Regions from separate parts of the Homo sapiens genome. Here region 1 is linked to region 2. Evidence: chromatin contacts called from ENCODE Hi-C data. All regions are on one chromosome and are shown on one strand. Each heading gives the region's core, a stretch centred on a gene start or an enhancer-like site at or near the end of the contact. The rest is flanking DNA. Distances are from core to core; before and after follow the strand shown.

What was found. Hi-C counts contacts between places; a loop is a spot of excess contacts on that map. Pooled maps may share reads with other maps.
Region 1: a loop to region 2 is called in a pooled map of psoas muscle, with 5 times the contacts of the local background. The contact joins the promoter of HERC3 here to the promoter of GPAT3 in region 2. A Hi-C loop is called at or near these places in 2 of 50 pooled maps.

What each region holds. Positions count from the first base shown.
Region 1 is chr4:88,590,383-88,594,264 of GRCh38, forward strand. It overlaps HERC3 (HECT and RLD domain containing E3 ubiquitin protein ligase 3), which reads left to right and starts at 2,098. Exons shown (of 26, transcript NM_014606.3): 1 at 2,098-2,192. RefSeq lists silencers at 1,604-1,663, 1,834-2,393, 2,714-3,123.
Region 2 is chr4:83,533,747-83,537,628 of GRCh38, forward strand. GPAT3 (glycerol-3-phosphate acyltransferase 3) reads left to right here and starts at 2,362. Exons shown (of 12, transcript NM_032717.5): 1 at 2,362-3,017. The coding sequence starts at 2,877.

The DNA.
Region 1 (3,882 bases), core at 848-3,347, 5.1 Mb after region 2:
ACCCCGTCTCTACTGAAAATACAAAAATTAGCCGGGCGTTGTGGTGGGCGCCTGTAGTCCCAGTTACTCAGGAGGCTGCGACAGGAGACTTGCGTGAATCCGGGAGGCGCAGCTTGCAGGGAGCCGAGTTTGCGCCACTGCACTCCAGCCTGGGCGACAGAGCGAGACTCCGTCTCAAAAACAAAAAACAAAAAAACAACAACAAAAAAAGAAAAACACTTGAGCCATGGGCCAGACATATCAACCCAAACACTGATTGATTACAAACCTCATATGTGACACCTAACAATAGGATCTCTCACTTTCTCCTTTGCAAGTACCGGACTCCTTCGTCTTCCTACCAGACTCCTCTTTGGGCATTTAACCAGTTCTTTTGCCAACAGCATCTCTAAATTGGGATTGCATCTTTGTAATAGACTAAACTTTTGTGAAACTGCCACATATCTGGAATATAAGTGAATTGTGTTACTCTTGTCCCCAGTGTTTCTTTTTTCCTTTTTCTTTCTTTTTTTTTTTTTTTTGAGACAACGTTTCATTCTGTTGCCCAGGCTGGAGTAAGTACAGTGGCTTGATTTCAGCTTACTGCAACCTCCGCCTTCCAGGTTCCAGTGATTCTCCTGCCTCAGCCTCCTGAGTAGCTGGGACTACAGGCGCACACCACCCTACTCGGCTAATTTTGGTATTTTTTTTTGTAGAGACAAGGTTTCACCATGTTGGCCAGGCTGGTCTCGAACTGCTGACCTCAAGTGATCCACCGGCTTCGGCCTCCCAAAGTGCCGAGATTACAGGCATGGGCCACCGCGCCTGGCCATCCCCAGTGTTTCTAAACGTGTCAAGTGTGATCCAAATTTCAAAGGTTTGGATTTTTTCTTAGATGACCTGATAACTTAGATTCTGCTTTTTTAGCTTTCTTGTCTCAGTGTACTGGACAATTTGCATTATTTCACGGAGGGCTCAACACTGTCAGTCAGCCAACAACGTCTCATCCCCAGGATACACCACTCCTTGAAACTTTCTTTTCTACTTGGTCAGTCTGTTAGGTTCTCAGGACGAGCGATTGCAGACCTGAGGTGATTTGAATGTCCTTGGTAAGAATCTATCCTCAAAGGGCCTTCCTGCTTCAAATGCCAGGTTATAGAAATTCTTCCACTGGGAGAGTTATTCCTTTGGATTAAAGCAGTACCGTGCCAGTGTTCTGCATTTTACATTTAAGGGGGGCAGACACATGAAGTCACCTTTCTGAGGTTTTCTGCAAAAGATTAGCTGTGGATCAGATCAGGTCTAGGGCAAGTATGAAAGCACTAGTGACCTTGGGGAGGGGGAGGAAGCTCTGGGATTCGGCGCTAGGGAAAAGTGGAAGAGGACAAACTTTTAAAAAATCCGTTACTGGGTATAGGCCACAGAGTGTCTTTCAGATTACAAGATTTTAAGATCTGGTGCTCAGACTCTTCTTGCTATGCTCCCCCCGGGTCCACCCTCCAGCCTCCCCCAGGCCCGCCTTTCTTCCGCAGCCCCGTGCCGGTCTTCGATCCCCACCTCTCCAGAAGAGCGCCGGCGGCTGCCGCGTACCTCCTTCCCCGCCTCTCCCACCGCGCAGCGCCGCGGGCCGGCGCCGCGCTTCCTACAGTCCTACGAAGGGGAGTAAAGCAGAAGACTAGCGCACTCTCCCTCAATTGTCACCCTCCAGCTTTTTCCCCCGTGCCCAAGGCTTTCGGTCACCTCTTCATAAATAATAAAAACCAGAGTCCAGAACCTGAATAGGCAACCGCTGATCGGTCCAGCTCGCTTCCCCGCCAGTGAAAAGCAATCTTATTTCAGCGTCAACGCTCTATGTCTTGCAGTCCGATTTCGGCTGACACACCCGTGCCGCTGTCCCCGCGCCGGGCCCTCGAGTCCTGTCACCTCGGGCAGCCTGCGCCTGGCTCTGGGGCCTGGGCCTCTCCCCTCCTCCTGCCCGCGGACCTTGCCGCCCCGCCTCCAGCCCGTGCCACGGCGGCCGCCATTGGCGCGGGCCCATCCCAGAACGGCGCCCATTGGCCCGGTGCGAAGCCATTCACCCAGCGCATTCCGCCGCCCGCAGGCTTGCGGGGAAACTTCCTTATTATTGTGACGCCGAAAACGGAGAAACCCCGGGTCCGGCGAGAGGGGCTGTGACAGTCGGAGTCCCAAGCTGCGGTTCGGCTGCTGCCGAGGTGCGCAGGGCGGGGGCCGGGGTTCCAGGGAGGGGGGTACGGCGGAGCTGCAGCCGCGCTGGGCCGCGTTCCGCCTGGCACTGCAGTCAGCGCGCGGCTCCCGGAGGGGCGGCTGCGGCTCCTCCCGTGGCTCCGGCGGCGGGGGCTGCAGGCACCTCCAGAGACGACCTGGGTCTGGGGCGCGGGGAGGTTGGGGCGCGGCGCCCTTAGTACCCTGCGTACGCCTCCCTGGCGTTCTCGTGGGCTCGCCCTCCGGTCAGAGAGCCCCGCGCCGGGAAAGGCGAGACAAGCCTTCAAAATGGGAGCGCCTCCCGCCCGCGCTCGGCCGCCCTCCCGCCCTGCCGCCCGGGAGGAATTGCGACGCAGAAAGTCAAAAGGAGGATAGTCCCTATGCTCGCCCCCTGCCCCTATTTAAATTCTGGGGTTCCAGGGACCTCCGTGCAGTGAGGGGCGCGGACGCTTTCAATTGAAATGGGAGCTGGCGAGGCCCTGGCATTTTGGGGAACCTCAGCGGCCGCGAGGAGTTTGCGCCGAGGACGCGGTGCACGGCGTCCGCGATGACAGCGCCGGCAGGGCTGCGGGGCCCGGCACCACCCACTTCGCGGAGGCCGGGCCGGCTCGCCTCTCCCGGGTCCGCCTCCTGGGCGGGGCCGGGGGCGAGGGTGTGTGCGGACACGTGTGTACGGGTGTGTGTGTGTGTGTACGCCGACACGTCGGTGCGGACCGACGCGGGGGTGTCAGGAGCTGGGACGGCCGGGGGCAGGTGAGACTTGAGTCATTTGTGAATGTGTGGAGTGGGCAAACCAGGGCAACCAGACCGAGAGGAGCATGTGTAACCTGAAACAGGTGAGCCTATGGAGACAGTACCTAATGCGACTGTGCACGGAATATGTGTATGCAGCATGAGCTCCAGGGAATAAGTATTTGAACTTTGCTGTTGGTCTGTCACTGTTTCTGGCTGCTTTCTGATTGCATTTTACATCAGCTTTCAAATGAGCTCAATTAGGAAGTACCTAATTCAGAGAAAAGCCTTCCAGGATTTTGCTTGCATTCATCACGCATAGAATGCTTTGGGAAAGACGATTCAAGAGCTCTCTTCCATTTGTATGTGTCTTCTGGCTCTTTCCACAAATAAGAAGCTATTTCTAGAACCTTTTATTTGATGATTAGATAAGATCAAGTGAGCTGATTTTTCAACTCTAGACTTGAGAGAAATGAAAAAATAAAAAGTTTTAAATGCGGTGATCGGGTATCATGTTTTAGTCGGCAGATTACTGTGAAGCTCTCTCCTTTTGTACTTTCCTTTACCCTGGGGGAGGAGGGAGTAGCATTATAAATCAGAAAAGCAAAGTACATGGATTGCATATCCTAAAGCAAAATAATTGAATTACATATTTTACATCATGGTCGTACCGCCTTCGAGGCTAGGAACTTTCTGTAAAAAGTATAATGCAGGGAACAAGGAGGACAGGTTAGAAACCTCTTTGGCAGAACTCCTTTGGCATGAAAAACAAAATTAGCACATTAGCACTAGCATCCAGTTCTTGTTCAGTAAGTAGCTGGAGTTTACTTTTTGAAAAAGAAACAGGGATTTCAGAATGTTCCATGTTGTGTGCTTGAAGCCATTCGTTATAGCATTTCATTCTGAAGACCAAATTTAAATTTCTTAAGATTTGTATGACCAATTAAA
Region 2 (3,882 bases), core at 1,112-3,611:
GGTCTCCAGAACTGAGAGAATCAATTTCTGTTGTGTTAAGTCCTTAAATTTGTGGTGATTTGTGAAGGCATCCCTAGGAAACAAATACAGTAAGTAAAGGGGGTCTTGACTTCAGGGACGGAGAAAGTAGGTTCCTACCTAGGTTTAAGTCTCAAGGAATGGAGGAGGGAGGAGAGGTGAGGAGAGTGAAAGAGAGACAAGGAGAGCGGCAAGTCGGGACCAACTTTCCCCGACTTGAGACAGGGTCAGGATCACCCTACATTTCTTCTCTTCCCTCACCCTCCTCCATCACTGCAAAGATGAGCCTTTGTTACCCTGGGGAGCCTGTGTTGGCTCTCCTGCCTTTTAGGCAAGAAAAAGATGAAGAGTTTTTGCCCTTGCACCAGGCTGCCTGCTGATCTCTGCATAGAGCTTTGTCATTTACCATGCAGTTTCATGCTCACAATCACTTTCAACCCTGAGAAGAACCCATCTTCCTGATGAGAAAGGTGAAGCACAGAAGCACTTGCTCAAACTTATATGTGTTCGTGCTGCTCTCAATCGAAGACTCCAAATTCCATTTTATTACCATTGCACCATACAGCTGTGGACGAATAATTCTTCCGTAACAGTTAAAACAAAACCAAACCAAAACCATTTTGTGGAGTTTGTTCATGAGCACCAAAAATCACTGGAGAGTGTGTGCACTCAGCACACGCAAAGTTGTGTGTATTATCTCCCTTGTGGGGTAAACTTTGGTACAAGGATTTAGCCTTCCTTAGTTATCTTGGTTTGAGGAAATAAAAGGAAAATAAGAGTTTTGCCTGAACATATGGTGTTAAATATGCCAATATAATATTTGAAGTTTTGCACTCAATATATATAGTGTTTGAAAGCAAGGACTTTGGGCAGCTTTCGGTAGTTGCGTTTTCCGTGTTTTTCTAAACTAGCCAACCTTACAGAGGTTTAATTTTGAGAAACCAAGCTCCTAACACTTCTTCATTCATAACCCTTTTTTTTTTTTTTTAGACTGAGTCTCACTCTGTCTCCCAGGCTGCAGTGCAGTGGCACGATCTCGGCTCACTGCAACCTCCTCCTCCCGGGTTCAAGTGATTCTCCTGCCTCAGCCTCCTGAGTAGCTGGGACTACAGGCGTGCGACACCACGCGGGGCTAATTTTTTTGTATTTTTAGTAGAGACGGGGGTTTCGCCATGTTGGCCAGGCTGGTGTTGAACTCCTAACCTCAGATGATCTGCCCGCCTCGCCTCCCAGAGTGCTGGGATTACAGGCGTGAGCCACCGCGCCCGGTCCATAACCTGGTTTTAATCATCAAGTTATAATTTTTTCCGTTCTTAGTGTGGGAGGGGGCTTGTGACAGCTACCTGGCAGTAAGTACTTAAGGCAGACATCTACATTCTTTACAGAGGGGCTTGTCACTTCGTTGGCTCCCCACTTCCTCCACACCCTGGGCAGGGACCATTTTCTCTGCAATATTTGCTATCAGCGCTGTTTCAATTCAGTTTGCTGGCCCTCTCAGTTTTTTTCCAGCTTGAAACAACACCTGAAAAGTACCTGTAAGAGATTTTGGTCGAATTCAGCGGCAATCTGGAAAATCCCTTCTCAAAATCCCTTCTGCTCATTCTTAAAAATAGTTCTGGTCTCTAAGAGAACAGCAATGTAGTAAATAACATACAGGGTTTTGCCCTTCGTTGCTCTGATAAGGGCTGGCGCGGTAGAAGCGCGGAGCCTGAACACCCAGGAGACACCTGTCAGCTTGGTGAATGAAGGCTTGCGCCGGCCTGGCATTTCTGCTACGCCTAAGCGCGGATAGTATTGGCTGAATGGTAGGGGAAGGTGTGGTTGGAATCTTCCCCCAGAAAGGGAGTGACAGATACTTAGCCGCAGGGTTTCTGTGCCAGGGAGATGGCGGCTCAGTGGGCTAGGCAACGCGTGGAGAGAGCTTCCTACTCTCGGGATAAGCAAGATTGAGCCCCACAGCTGTAGGCCATGTGGGGAAGGAGGTGTGGAAGCCAGAAGCGGCGTACACGGCTGCGTGGTGCGCTCTGCGTTTTCCTGTCCTTGGAAGCCCTTTCCAAGAGTTCGTTTTACACCCACACAAACAAGACCTCAAGCGTCCCAGATACGTCAGCAGTTCATTCTGCGGGTGAAGAAAATATTGACATTTTTCAGATGAAAACTCTCCTCCTGAAAGGACCTTTGCTGAGTGCTGGGGGAGGCGGGGCGCGGGGAAGAACGGAGACCGCCCAGGAGGCTGCGGCACTCCTGGGCTAAGTACTGCCAGGGAGCTCCCCCGTTGGGTGACGGAGGAGGTGGGGCGAGGGCAGCGCGCAGAAATAGGGCGCTGGGCGCCCGAGCGCAGCCAGCTTCCAGCACAGCCCGCGGCCCGGTGCCAGCTCCGCCGGCGACCGGTGTGCCAAAGTGCGGTGCTCCCGCAGGGAACCTGGCTCGGGGAGGGCCTCCGTGAGTCATCTGCTGAGTTGTCGCAATCGCCACCCAGAGGAAATCAGGCACCGGGCGGGGCGGGTTCCTGGCTGCGCTCGCGCGCTCTGCCCGCGCCGCGGTGTGCCTCCGCTTACCCGCAGCTCCGACCACTGGCTCGCGCTACCCAGGTCTCCGCACGCCGCGGTGGCTTCAGCCCAGACCTGGGCAGCCAGCGGAGAAAGAGTTAACTGGCAGGGGCGAGGAGGAGCCCAGGGAGGAAGGAAGGATATTGCCGTAATTCTGAAAGTTTTTTTCCTTCCTCTCTTCCCTTCGCAGAGGTGAGTGCCGGGCTCGGCGCTCTGCTCCTGGAGCTCCCGCGGGACTGCCTGGGGACAGGGACTGCTGTGGCGCTCGGCCCTCCACTGCGGACCTCTCCTGAGTGGGTGCGCCGAGTCATGGAGGGCGCAGAGCTGGCCGGGAAGATCCTTTCCACCTGGCTGACGCTGGTTCTCGGCTTCATCCTTTTACCTTCGGTCTTCGGAGTGTCTCTGGGCATCTCCGAGATCTACATGAAGATCCTAGTGAAAACTTTAGAGGTGAGTGCCGGGAGGGATGCAGCCAGCCCCACACCGCTGCGGGCTGAGAACCCGGGGGTCCAGTTCTCAAGGTCAGTGGTCGCGAGTCAGGGGTGTGTGTGCGCGCGTGTGCATGCGTGCGTGCATTTCTGTTCCTTGCCCGCAGCAGTGCGAAAGTCAGCATCTCGGCTTCTTTCGCGGAGCTGGAGGGATCTAGGCTGGAACCACTGGACCACTCTGTTGTTTCTCTGGTCGAAGGCGAAAAAATCATTCCACTCCCTGAGCATCGTTATTATTTTACTGATTAGAATAACAACAATGCGACCAACTTTTTGTATCAGAGGATTTGCTTATATCCATTATGCAGTGCAGTTTCCGCTTCACCCGCTTGTTTTTACAGCCCCAGGTTTCAGAGGTCCTTTTGTGTACTAAGGCATCCAGTTCAGAAAGGCATCATGTTCTTCTTTATGCCCAAGATAAGAGACCAATTGCTGGATGGCAGAAAGAAATCTTATTTTATTTTAGTGGAGTCATGGAAATTTTATCTAACCAACAGCACTTGAAATGCCATTGAAAAGGTATATATTCTTTGACCTCAGGTCTCCCTACCCTCCTGTTTCCAAATCCTGCAAAGAAAAATGTTAGATGGAAGTAGGCCTGGTAGAGAACAACTGCAGCTTACTCTTAGGGTTTTATTAAGTGTCAAAAGGCTGGGTAGGGTAGGGAGGGCAAGTGCCAACCCCCTTTTACAGAGAGGGAAACTGAGAGTCAGAGATCAGTGGTTTCTTTGAATTAAGTGTTAGAAGCAGGAGTCTTTTTTTAAAAAAAAATTTAATTATATGTATAATATGTGTGTGTGTGTGTGTGTGTGTGTGTGTGTGTGTAT